Regions from separate parts of the Homo sapiens genome. Here region 2 is linked to region 1. A link is a loop called in an ENCODE intact Hi-C map of the cell type or tissue named here. Cell type or tissue: CD14-positive monocyte. All regions are shown on one strand. Links, peaks and the distances in the headings refer to the core of each region. The heading gives the core; the rest is flanking DNA.

Region 1 (4,461 bases), core at 727-3,226:
TTATGGGCATGTGCCACTGTGCACGGCTAATGTTTGTATTTTTAGTAGGGTTTTGCCAGTTGGCTAGGCTGGTCTCAAACTTCTGACCTCAAGTGATCCACCCGCCTCAGCCTCCCAAAGTACTGGGGTGACAGGCATGAGCCACCGCGCCATGCCAAAATCCAGCCTTCTCATTTGTAAAATAACAAATCATAGACACAGCTAGTCCACAGTGGCCTCTGACAGTCTCCAGTTGTTAACGGTGAATGGTGTCCAGGTTTTTGGCGTCCTGAACAAAGAACTGGACAAAACGCACAAACAAAGCAAGGAAGGAATGAAGGGATTTATTGAAAACGAACATACACTAAACAGTGTGGGAGCGGGCCCAAGCATATGGGTTCAAAAGCCCTGTTACAGAATTTTTGGGAGTTTAAATTCCCCCTAGAGGATTCCCCTTCCACTGGTTACTTCTGGTACACCCTATGTAAATGGAGAGGATGAAGAAAAGTTACAAAGTCATTTATGGCCTACCGGAGAGGATGTTTCCTGTTATAGCTGAAGTGAATTGGCCTTATGTTCCCTGCCTCCCTATTTTCCTGCCTTACAGTTGCTGGACTGACACATTTTTTATTTTATTTATTTTGTTTTGAGATAAGGTCTTGCTCTGTCGCCCAGGCTGAAGTGCAGTGGTGAGATCTTGGCTTACTGTAGCCTTGACCTTTTGGGCTCAAGAGATCCTCCCATCTCAGCCTCCCAAGTAGTTGGGACTAGGGATGCCCACTGCCACACCTGGCTAATTTTTTGTATTTTTAGTAGAGACGGGGTTTCGTCAAGTTGCCTAGGCTAGTCTCCAATTCCTGGGCTCAAGCGATCTGCCCACCTTGCCCTTCCAAAGTGTTGGGATTACGGGTGTGAACCACCGCACCAGGCCTGGGCTGACACTTTAAACGTGCCATTGCAATCAGTGTATAATGGTCCCGTGGCAGAGGGAGAATGGTGCCCAAGTCAGTACTTCTTGGCTGGGACCCAAGAAGACAAACCTCTAGGGCCGGCGTGGTGGCTCACGCCTGTAATCCCAGCACTTTGGTTGGCTGAGGTGGGCAGATCATCTGAGGTCAGGAGTTCAAGACCAGCCTGGCCAACATGGTGAAACCTTGTCTCTAATAAAAACACAAAAATTAGCTAGGGGTGGCCCGCGCCTGTAATCCCAGTTACCTGGAGGCTGAGGCAGGAGAATTGCTTGTACCCTGGAGGCGGAGATAGTGCCACTGCACTCCAGCCTGGGCAGCAGAGTGAGACTCCGTCTCTAAAAAAAAAAAAGAAAAACTTATTAAAAAAAAATTGCAAGCAAAAAGCACAGAAGGCAGAAGGTGCAAATAAGCAGAGGCTCCATGGTCTGAAGGAGGCCAGTGCTGGGACCATGAATGAAGGGGGCTGGGGGCCAAGATTCCTGTATCCTGAGGGAGTCCAGGGTGGTACTGCTCCCCAAGTCCCATGGGTGGGGCTATTGGTCTCTGGGGATCCACTGCTTGTATTTCTCCTAATCTGCTTGGCATTAACCTCCTGCCAGGCTTTCAACACCCTTGGGGCAGTTTTCCCAGGTCCTGAGGCTGGGCAGCTGAGTCCAGTAAAAAACAGGGGCCCTGGAGAGGGACTGTGGGCAATGCCCCCGAGTCCCCGGGGCCTGGGAAGAACAGAGGCTGCCAAGTGCAGGGGGTGGTGGGGAGGGGAAGACCCTGGAGTAACAATCCCTGCTGTGTCCACTTGGTTCCCACGGACTCAAGCCAAGCCAAAGCACTGCCCGGACCAGTTCGGCTTCCAACCAATCCTGGTGCTGGCCTCAGACTCCTCCTTTCTTTCTCAGAACCCCATTCCCCTCAGGGCCCCCAGAGTCCAGGCCCCTAGATTCTTCTTCCCCTAGAACTCAGGAGTCTGGGACCCCCCAGTCCCTTCTCCTCAGGACCTAGAAGGTTGGATCCCCAGCCCCCTTTCTCCCTTAGAACCTGAAATCACAGCCCTTGATCAGTATTTTGCGCCCCCTAGTGGAGAGAAGAGTGGGTCTGTCCTGTGACTTACATACAGCAGGAATGGCAGAATTTTTTACTTATTATGATTTTTAATTTCTTTAGAGACAGGGTCTCACTCTGTCACCCAGGCTGGAGTGCAGTAATGTGATCACAGCTAATTGCAACCTCGAACGAACTCCTGGGCTCCGGCATCCCTCCCACCTCAGCCTCAGAGTAGCTGGACCACAGGTGGATGCCACCACACCACCTAATTTTGTTAATTTTTAGTAGAGCTAGGATCTCGCTATGTCACCAAGGCTGGTCTTAAACTCCTAGGCTCAAGCGATCCTTCTGCCTCAGCCTCCCAGAGTGCTAGGATTACAGGCATGAGCCACGAAGCCTGGACGGAATGGCAGAATTTATTTGGTCACTCCACAGAGCATAGGAAGGCTCTGCAGGGAACCTGCCTCCACAGGAGCCCTGTCCAAGGTCACACTTCTCATGAGAAGCTTAGACCTCATCATGCTCCAACACATTGGCCCTTGCAGTGTATGAGACTTGGAGAGCAGATTGCAGCAGTTTGTATTTATAGCTGAGAGCGCAGTTGGGGTTGCAGTGAGGCTGGAGAAAGTTTCAAAGCCCCTCACTTGCCTGGGCTTTCCATGGTCCTCTACCTAAATTTGTACAAGTCATTTTGTACTTTTTTTTTTTCAAGACAGAGTCTCCCTTTTCTTGCCCAGGCTGGAGTGCGATGGCATGATCTCGGCTCACCACAACCTCCGCTTCCCAGGTTCAAGCGATTCTCCTGCCTTGGCCTCCCAAGTAGCTGGGATTACAGGCATGTACCACCATGCCCAGCTAATTTTGTACTTTTAGTAGAGATGGGGTTTCTCCATTTTGGTCAGGCTGGTCTCGAACTCCCGACCTCAGGTGATCCACCAGCCTCTGCCTCCCAAAGTGCTGGGATTACAGTGTGAGCCACCACACCCAGCCAATTTTGTACTTTTTAAAAGAGGCCAGGCCAGGCGCGGTGGCTCATGCCTGTACTCCCAGCACTTTGGGAGACAGAGGCAGGCGGATCACGAGGTCAGGAGATCAAGACCATCCTGGCTAACACGGTGAAACCCCGTCTCTACTAAAAATACAAAAAATTAGCTGGGCGTGGTGGTGGGCGCCTGTAGTCCCAGCTACTCCGGAGGCTGAGACAGGAGAATGGTGTGAACCCAGGAGGCGGAGCTTGCATTGAGCTGAGATCATGCCACTGCACTCCAGCCTGGGTGACAGAGCAAGACTCCATCTCAAAAAAAAAAAAAAAAAGAGGCCCACAAAACACATAAGCTTCAGACCCCACAAAGTCTCTCCTCAATCCCTGTCTTAGTCTATTCACTTCATCCCTGGACTTAAAAGACTGGGCCTACACATTCAAAGAATCGTTATTAACACCATTATTGTCTGTAACAGTGAGGATGAGGCACTGAGTTTTCTTTTTCTTTTCTTTCTTCTTTTTTGGAGGTGGAGTCTTGCTCTGTTGCCCAGGCCGGAATTCAGTGGCATGATCTTGGCTCACTGCAACCTCTGCCTCCCGGGTTCAAGCAATTCTCCTGCCTCAGCCTCCCGAGTAGCTGGAGTTACAGACGTCCGCCACCATGCCCGGCTAATTTTTGTATTTTTAGTAGAGACGGGGTTTCACAATGTTGGCCAGGCTGGTCTTGAACTCCCGACCTCAGGTGATCCGCCTGCCTCGGCCTCCCAAAGTGCTGGGATTACAGGCGTGAGCCACCGCGCCTGGCTGAGGAGCGAAGTTTTCTAAGGTTCCTTCTTGTCCTGTGTTAGCCCTCAGAGAGGTAAGTCACTCACCTTCTGCACCTAGAGAGCCTCATCCCCAGGGCAATCATCCCCAGGGCAGTGCTGGAGATACAGCAGTGACCACAACAGTCCCAGGTCAGCCTGCCCAGTTGGGGAGACACACCCATCCCTGACAGTGATGACACAAAGTGAGCAGGGATGGGGTGGAGGAGCTGAGGGGGCAAGGGAGGATAGGAAAAGGGCTCAGAGAGAGTTTCCTAGAGCGAGAGCTACTGTTACAGGGCTGAGACCTAGAGGAAAGTGGAGGAAACCGATAATAAAATGATAATTATATATTCAGAATATCCCAATGCAAAGCTTACTCTTTTTCCAGGTAATATATAAGGTTCATAATCACAGCGCTCCAAATATTGACCACTTAAGCATGAGGCCCAGGGCCTGATGTTTTCCATTCGCCATCTAACTACGTCTTCCCAATAACACAGCGGGGCAAAACGGGAAGACGAAGAACGAGTACGATTATATCCCTGGTTTATAAAAGGGGAGAAACTGAGGCTCAAACATAGATGTCACTTGTCACCAGCCTGGCCAACACGGTGAAACTCCGTCTCTACTTACAAAAAAAAAAAAAAAATGGGAGGCTGACGCAGGAGAATTGCTTGAATCCGGG
Region 2 (9,249 bases), core at 4,000-6,499, 380 kb before region 1:
AAGGAACGAACTATTGATATATAACTACATTTGACCCTTGAACAACTTGGGCTTTAACTGTGCAAGTCCACTTATAAGCAGATTTTCTTCTGTCTCTACCACCCCTGAAACAACAAAACTAACCCCTCCTCTTCCTCCTTTTCCTCTGCATGAAAACAACGGGGATGAAGACCTTCATAATGATCCACTTCCACCTAATGAATAGTAAACATATGTTCTCTTTCTTATGAGTTTAATACATTTTTCTAGCTTACTTTATTGTAAGAATACAGTATATAATACACAGAACATGCAAAATATGGCTTTCATTCAACAATAAGCTATTAGTAATTAAATTTTGGGGGACTCAAAAATTAATTTCAACTGGGCGGAGTTCAGCACCCCTAATCCCCGCATTGTGCAAGTGCCAACTGTATTTGAATGGATTTCAAGGGCATTATGCATGAGTAAAATATTGAAGTCGCTCGCAAAAGGTCACATACTGTACAATCCCATTTATATAACATCCTTGAAATGACAAAATTATAGAGATGGAAAACAACTTGGTGGCTGACAGGGGTTAGGGATGGGGGAAAAGAGGGAAGTGGGCGTGACTATGAAAAGGTGGCACCAGGGAGAACTTTGTGGCAATAAAACCGTTTTGTAACTTGATTGCAGTGGCGTTTACATGATCATGTGATCAATTGAAACTACACACACACACATTGCACCAGTATCATTCCTGATTGTGATGTTGAACTATAGTTATATAAGATGTATTCATTGGGGGAAACTGGATGAAAGGCACATGGGATCTCTCCATGATACAATTTCTTTGCAGCTTCCTGTGAATCTATAATTACTTCAAATTTTAAAAAGAAAAGCAAAATTAAAGATTTTACAAATTAAATCTGAAAGGAAATTAAGTGTTAATAATTGCCTCTTTGGGAGGTGGAAGTACATGAAATTTTTCTGTTTTGCATGCAAGTATTTTCTATAATGAACATATATGTTACTTTGTTTTTATCACAGTAATTTAAAAAAAAAAATCTTCCTCAAACCATGGTCATGAGAGGTCTACTCAGCTGCTTACATGTTCCCCTCCAGTGACGGCACAGGGGATGGCCTCTCCTAAAACAACCCTAGGAGGATGGCCTCACAGATGAGGGAAGTGGGGAGAGCAGAGCATCTCCTGGCTAGGGACCTCTGAGTTATGCAGCAAGCATCAACCATTTGCAACAAAAAAAACCATGAGAAACATACACTTATTCACAATGCTGGTAGGAATGCAAAATTGTATCATTGCAATGCAGTGGGGATGGGGAATATCTAACAATTTATGTATGGATCTGCTTTTCAAACCAGTTACCCTATTTCTAGGGAGTTCACCTGAAGAAGCACCTCTGGCAATATGAAAACACATGTCCACGAAGTTATTCATTACAACACTGTTTATCACTGCAGAATATTGGAAACCACCTACATGCCCAAGCATAGGAGAGTAGCTGAATGAATTATGGTACCTCTACACAATGGAATGCTGCTGTAACAAAAGAATGAGGAAGATCTCCATGGCCTGATAAGAAGTGCTTTGCAGGACATTCTGTCAAGCGAAAAAAGCAAATTGCAGAAGAGCATATAGAGTATGCTATCGGTTGTGTAAGAAGGAATGATGAAACATACACATAGCTATTTATCTTTACACACACACACGAAGGATAAACCAGGAAGAAATGAAGTTGGTTACCCGTAAGAGGTGAGAGGAAAATAAGGTGGAAGGAATATAGGAGGGAGTGACCCTTCTCTGAAATGTCTTTATAACGAGGTTTGACTTTTGAAAGCACGTTAATATTCTAAATGTTCAAAAAATAAAATTAAACAGGAAAACAAACTAAAGCAAATTAACCTAATTGTATTTCAAATGAATATTATAATTATACTGAAGGGGAAGGAAAGAAGGAAGGAAGGAAATGTGAGAGGGAGGGAAACAGGGAAGGAGGGGGTAATAAATGAAAGGACTAACTCTAGTAATTTACGTATATTTTACTATATACCCATAGTCTTTAACAGGGTTGGAGGATGGGAACTGCAAACAAATCCTGAATTCATTTTAGTAGAACTGTTTTTTGTAGTGGTATGGCTGATGCAATTGTAAGACTATGTTAAATATATTATACTGTTATAATGTATATAGATATATCAAATTATTATATTAAGCAAATGAGTAAATGTGTTAATGTTGGGAGCCAGTATTCTCACTGTGGAAGAAGGGACATGCAAATGGGAAAAGCAAAAAAGAACCTGGAATTAGGAGTGGTGGTGTAAATGCATGATTTCTAAAATATGCATAATTATGTGCATATATGGGCATATGTGTATGTCTGTGTGTACACATGCACACATTTTTCTAGTTCTATCCACTGAAAGAGCCTAAAAGCAAAGACACACAAGTAGCACCTAGCTCCTAGATCTTTGGTCTCTAATACCATTCCATGCTAAAAGGAAGCAGTGCTCTCCAGAGAAATGACTTATTCCCGGAGAGGAGCAGAATATGTACAACGTGAGCCCTGAATATCTTATTATGCCAGACACAGAGTGTTTTTAAAAAATCAGCATGTCCCAAGGGAGATGAAAAGGGCTCCCACTAGTCAACTTCAGAATAATTTAAGCACCCAAATATTAAGTACAGTAACAAGTTATAAACCATCAGAAAATAGAAATTAATGAGTCCTTACTGATAATAGATAATAGGTAGATGATAGATAGATAATAGGTAGATGATGATAGATAGTTTTAATTTTTAAATGGGGAAGTATATTCTTTAAAAATGGCAACACCATTAAAGATAAAGAAAGGCTGTAGAGGCCAGGCATGGTGGCTCACGCCTGTAATCCCAGCACTTTGGGAGGCTGAGGCGGGAGGATCTCTTGAGGCCAGTAGATTGAAACCAACCTGGGAAATATAGCGAGACCACATGTCAATGAAAAATAAAATTTTGGCTGGGCACGGTGGCTCATGCCTGTAATCCCAACACTTTGGGAGGCTGAGGCAGGTGGATCACCTGAGGTCGGGAGTTCAAGACCGGCCTGGCCAATGTGGCAAAACCCCGTCTCTACTAAAACTACAAAAATTAGCTGGACATGGTGGTGGGCACCCGCAATCCCAGCTACTCAGGAGGCTTAGGCAGGAGAATCTCTTGAACCCAGGAGGCAGAGGTTGCAGTGAGCCAAGATAGCACCACTACACTCCAGCCTGGGTGACAGAGCGAGACTCCATCTCAAAAAAAAAAAATTATTTGAAAAAAGAAAACTTTTACAAATTAGATGAGTGTAGTGGTGCATGCCTGTGGTCCCAGCTACTCAGGAGGCTGAGGCAGGAGGATCTCTTGAGCTCAGAAGTTGGAGGCTGCAATGTGCTGTGATCGCACCACTGCACTCCAGCCCAGCTGACAGAGCAAGACCCTATCTCTAAATTTTAAAAAAAAATTAAAAAGATGAATTTTAAACAAGAAAGACTGTGGGAAAGTTTCAGATTAAAAGAGAGTAAAGAGGACACAAAATCCAGTATCTGACTAGAGACTGGATCCTGTACTGGATGGGGGAATAGGCTATAAAGGATTTTATTGTGCCAATTGACAAAGTTGGAATATGGATGATAGAGCACATAAAAGTATTTTATCCCTGGACATTTATGAAGGTGATAACTGTGGGTATGTAAGAGAATATCTCTGTTCTTAGGAAATACATACTGATGTATTTAGGGGTAAAGAGCCATGAAGTTTGTAATTTACTATCAAATGGAGGGAAGGAAGGAGAGAGGGAGGGGGAGACAGAAGGGGGAGAGAGAGCACAAATGATAAAGTAAATGAGAACAAATATTAACACTAGGTGAATCTGAATAAAGGGCATACGGGTGTTCTTTGTACTCTTTATTTTTGCAACTTTTTTAAATTTGAAATTATTTCCAAATAAACTGTTTCAAAATGTTATTATAGAAAAAACAAAGTAGCCCTCAGAAAATGTTTTTCCCCTAAACTCCCATCAACCACTTGGGAGTGCTCACTTCCCACACCCTTGGCAACATTGATTAGAATCACACTTGAAAAGTTTTAACAGGCTTATGAGTAAGGGACTGCCTTTATTACTAGTGAGATTGAACATCTTTTCATATCATGATTGACCTTTTATATTTCTTCCTCTGCAAACTGATTATCCAAATCTTTCTCCTGTTTTTTTCTATTGAAGTATTTTTTCTTATTGATTTGTAGAAACTCTTTATATATTGTATATATTATACAAGGATTTTATGTGATAATTACTTAAAAGGATTAGCACAGGGAAGGATACAGAATAATTACTCAGAAGAAGGATGATTTGAGCATTGTTACTTTAATAATGAGGTGGGGGTGGTAATATTTAAATACTTAAATGTAAATAACACTGTAACGTAGTACTCAAGAACATGGGCTTTAGGGTTAAGCAGAGACTGGGTTCAAATCCCAGCTCCATGGGTGCCACTGGCCATGTTGTTACGCTCCCTGAGCCTCAGCTCCCCTACTCATAAATCTTATCTAAAAGTTGTAATGAAGAGCCCATGACATTCTATCTGCAAAGGATATACAATACTTAGTACACAGAAAGCACTTTCTAAATGCTATTATTAATTTTGCTACCAGAGAGCCTCCCTGCTGCTTCCCAAGGGTAATCCTTACCAGAGACAAGTAGCATAGCATGATGGCAACTGTTTTCACCAGAAGAGATGAGATGCAGGGTGTAGATGCCATTGTCAGATGCACGCACATCAATAATGATCAGGGAGCCATCAGCTCTGCCTGTTTCCCTGCCAGTGTGGGCTGGTCCTAGGGTGTAGCCATGGCTGAAGAAGTTAAAATTGAGGATCCGGGTAACCTGATTGGTGGTTGCTCCTCGGAGCCAATTGTAGGAGATGAGATTCTGAGGGATCCCCTGGACAGACAGGGTGACGTTGCCCCCTCGACGGCCCAGGGAGGGATGGATGTGATCGTCAGCTGAGCAGACACCTGCTTCTTGCAGAGGCTCAGGAAGAAGGCAAAGGGAGGAAGCAAAGAGCACTATCACAGAGGCCACTTAGCAGCATTCGACAGTAGACTCAGCCACTGCTAGAGTCTCACTCATCGGAGTTAAACTGTGGGAGTGGGAAGAGCATGTGCAAAGGCCCTGAGGCAGGAGGAAGATCATTGTTTTTGAGGGAAAAGCAGGGAAGCCAGTGTGGTTGGAGTTGAGTAAGTGAAAATGAAAGAGGTAAGAGATAAAGTCAGAGAGGTAAGAGAGACAGATCACACTTACAACTGGCATTGACATTTTTGGCAAGACAATTATTCATCTTGTGGATCCGTCCTGTGCATTGCAAGGAGTTTTTAACACCACTTGCTCTCCCTACTACAACAGCAGCAGCTCCTTCCAGGCATTGAGACAACCAGAGAACATTCCCACACATTGTCAAATACCCGCTAGGGGGCAGTATTAGCTCTGGTTTGGAACATCATGCAGGCTCTTGCAGATAATTATACGAGTTTTTTTGTTTTTGTTTTAGTTTTTGTTTTTGTTTTTTTGCCACAGAGTCTCGCTCTGTCACTCAGGCTGGAGTGTGCCAGCTTGATCATGGTTTACTGCAACCTCCGCCTCCCGGGTTCAAGTGATTGTCGTGCCTCAGCCTCCCGAGTAGCTGGGACCACAGGCATGCGCCACCATGCCCAGCTAATGTTTATATTTTTTTTGTAGAGTCAGGGTTTTGCCACGTTGACCAGACTGGTCTTGAACTCCTGGGCTCAAGTGATCCTTGTGCCTTGGCTTCCCAAAGTGCTGGGATTATAGGCATGAGCCACCGCACCAGCCTGTAAGGACTTTTCGTTGTATTCTGAGGGAGTCAGAGAACCACTGGAGAGTTTTGAGTTAAAGATTAACACGATGTACCTTATATTCTGATCATTCTGGCTGCAGATTGCATTGATTTTGGAGCTCAAGGGTAGAGTTGCAACATTGCTCAGCTCCACGAAGTGAGCTGCCATTCACATTGTAGTTAATGCAAATGCTACTTCCAGCAACTGTGCAGTGCACAACCCATACAGCTATATGTGGTGACCCCAGGCAAGGCAGAAGCAGGAGACACCATTTAGGAGGTGACTGCAACAATCCAGGTGAGAGATATCAGTGGGGAAGAAAATCAGAAATTATGATCCGTAACTGTTACCTGCAAGACAGAGCCATGTCCAAAGCCCACCACCTCTGCAGGGACCTTCCAAGGGGCCAGCCCTGTTTCTTTGATGCCTCACCAGTCTAGCTGTCCTTCTGCCTCCTCCCAGCTGGAGGCCAGGCCTAGGGGAAGTTCAATAGTGTCTGAAAAGCCCCGCCCTCTATAGGGTCTTTGGTTTTACCTCCTCTCAGAAGACAGCCCATCAGTACTGCTCCCTGGATCCCACTCCCATTCACCCCAGATTCCACACTGAGAGTTTGGGGCAGGGTCCACTGGCACCAGTTTGGGTCTTACCAATTCTACAGATTCCTCCAGGCTCTGCCATCACAGAAGGTCCAGCCCCAGTGCTGCTTTGGCCAGAAAGAATGCTTGGCACTGCATTTGCTGACAAGGAGTGTGGCCTGTGTTTATCCCAGAGGTGGGTGAGGCAGCCTCTGCTGGTTCCAGAGGTCCCCTCTGCCACCTGAGGCGCCAGCCATGCAGTGCTGGTCCTAGGTGGGGTTACAGAGGTATTGACACCAGCCTGGTCTCTGGGTTAATTTTTGTTAAGGGCCTGCGACCCAGTGTGGAGGGGTTGATATTGCGCAGCCTTGAAGGACGTGGACATGAGCTTATCAGAACAAGTGATAGCAAGATAAAAGATCAAAGTAGGCTCTTTGCCTCAGATTCTGCATGGCAGCAATTTCCACCAGCAGGGTCCAAAGACCCAAAATGAACAAGGAAAGCAACCTCCTGAAGGGACACTTGGTAATCACCTTGATCTTTGGTTTTCAAAGTCTGCAGTCCACTTGGAAAGCAAGGTACAGGGGCAGAGAGAGTTGACAAATATGTACTGCTTGATGAATATGGAAGAAACAAAGAAAACAGAAGTTTGAAAACCACCGACCTAGAATTTTTAAATGACGACACCCAGTGCTAGCGATCTCTGGAGAACAGTTTTGCAAGATGCATCCAAAAACATACACATGTACACTCTCTTTGACCCCACCGTTCCTCTTACATTTATCTTAAGATAATCATTATAGATATGTGAACATATTTACTTCTGGGATAATCATGACAGCATTGTTTATAGCAGGAAATAAAGTGGAAACAACATATATTCTGTCTGCAGAGAAACAGAAGCAATCTATTCTCTCTCTCTGTGTGTATATATACGTGTGTGTGTGTGTGTGTGTGTGTGTGTAAAATACAACAACAAAACTGTTCACCAATGATCAGGTGCTGTCCTGTTACATGGTGAACGCATTTTATCTTTCCCACAGTCCTAGAAGTTAGATACAACTATCATCATCTCCATTTATCATATGGAGAAGTTGAGACACAGAATCACTGGCCCAAAGTCACATGGATGATAAGAGGCAGAACCAGGATTTGAACCTTTGCAGGCTGGATCCACTGTTCATGGTCCTTCCCATTCCACTGTTTTACCTCTCAAATTTGGAAACATTATTCTACCTGCCAGTTGTTCAGCAGTTACTATCGCCAGGCATACACTGAATTATCTCAGTTAATTCTCACTCCATGAAGCAGGATCTCTTGCTGTCCCCATTTTATAGATAGAAAAACTGACGCTCAGAGAAGAAGAGTCATTTGTTCAAGTCATACAGTTAGTAAATGACAGAGCCAGTTACGCTGCAAGTTACCCAGATTTCAAGGATAAGCGGTATGTAGTAAAAATACATCATGCTATGAGAATTAGAGATGTTCTTCTGAAGATCTGATGTTTCATCTGTGATCTAAAGGATGGGTCAGAATTAAGTAGACAAAGACAGTGAGGAAGAGTGTAATGACTGGAGCTCCAGCAGCCATTCTGAATGACGAACTGACTTAAGGAAGGAAGCTATGTCTGATATAATGGAACAGAAACATAGAAGGAGCTTGCGTGGAACAGGAATCAAAAGAAATTAAAGACTGTCTAAGCAAAAACTCAGTTGTATGTAAGAAAACCCAATTCCCCTTGAGGAAGAGAAACAGCTGGAGTCCTTTAAAATTAACTGCCTGTTTTTCTGTCTGTGGCTAGTGAGCCTTATCGCTCCCTTTCCCAGGCATTGTGAAGACTCTTTCTCTAGCTGTGCAGCTGCAAGGTCATTAGACAGATAATCTCAAGTCGTAAAACATATTATTCCTTGAAAAGTAAGAAATAATGTAATGCATGTCTTAACTGAATAACTGTTTTTAATTCTTGCTTCTGTAATACGCTTCCCCCTGCACAGAACTCCCCCCACCCCACGAAATGCTTAAAAGGTAGCTTGACTCTTTGTTCGGGGCTCAGTCCTTTGGATGTTAATCTGACTGGGTCGGTGCACCTAAATAATTAAATAATTCCTCCTCAACCCCTTGGTCCCTCTGATTCCTTAATTATCCCACAGCATGGGTACCTGGTGACCATGAAGTCACCAGACCACACTGAGATGTCTGTATCAGTTACTTATCACCATGTAACAAACCTCTCTAAAACCTAGGAACTTCGAGAGACAGACAAAAATGCACAAGACTTGTTGTGGCCTGGGCTCAGGACTGCCACTTTATTATTTCTACCTCATTGTTTTGGTCAAAGCAAGTCATGAGGTCAACCAAGATTCAAGGGTACAGGAAAACAGGCTCCACCTGTTTGTGGGAGAAGCTGTAAAGTCACATTACAAGGTGCTTCGATACAGAGAGTAGAGAATCGGAGCCGTGTCTGTGATCAACCAACCACAACTTATTTTACATGAGAGAGAACTACACTCCTTTATTAACTAAACCACTGTTATTTGAGTTTCTATTTTATGCAGCTGAACCAAATCCCCACCTGACATAAAGAGTGTTGCAAATGGAGAGAAGAGTGTAAGCAAAGGCCCGGTGGTGGGAGGCTCATGACACTTCAAATCACTGAAATAAGTGAGGGGGTGGATTTCGGGGTGAGAAGATAAAGTCAGGCAACTGCTGCCCACCAGCACGGTGTTTCCTGCTCTTCCCAAGAGAGACTCACACATTTGACAACAGTTGTTACCCACGCATCAGGTGGGTTCAGACACTTGGCAGGTATCAACCCAA

The links. Hi-C counts contacts between places; a loop is a spot of excess contacts. Peaks named below come from ENCODE experiments on the same cell type or tissue, not always from the same donor. Only the 100,000 strongest peaks of a DNase experiment are listed, where the experiment ranks them.
Region 2: it touches region 1 in a loop (7-fold over the local background); 7 of 110 quality-filtered maps call a loop at or near these places.

Annotation. Positions count from the first base shown.
Region 1 is chr19:44,949,742-44,954,202 of GRCh38, forward strand. No RefSeq gene overlaps it. Among named protein-coding and RNA genes, the nearest start is that of CLPTM1, 3.4 kb to the right of the region's middle. In CD14-positive monocyte, for the core only: CTCF peaks have their summits at 2,011 (motif pointing left) and 2,212; a DNase peak (open chromatin) is centred at 2,000; H3K27ac peaks cover 885 bases.
Region 2 is chr19:44,565,595-44,574,843 of GRCh38, forward strand. No RefSeq gene overlaps it. Among named protein-coding and RNA genes, the nearest start is that of CEACAM20, 41 kb to the left of the region's middle. RefSeq lists a silencer at 1,456-1,656. In CD14-positive monocyte, for the core only: CTCF peaks have their summits at 5,477 (motif pointing right) and 5,679; a DNase peak (open chromatin) is centred at 5,457.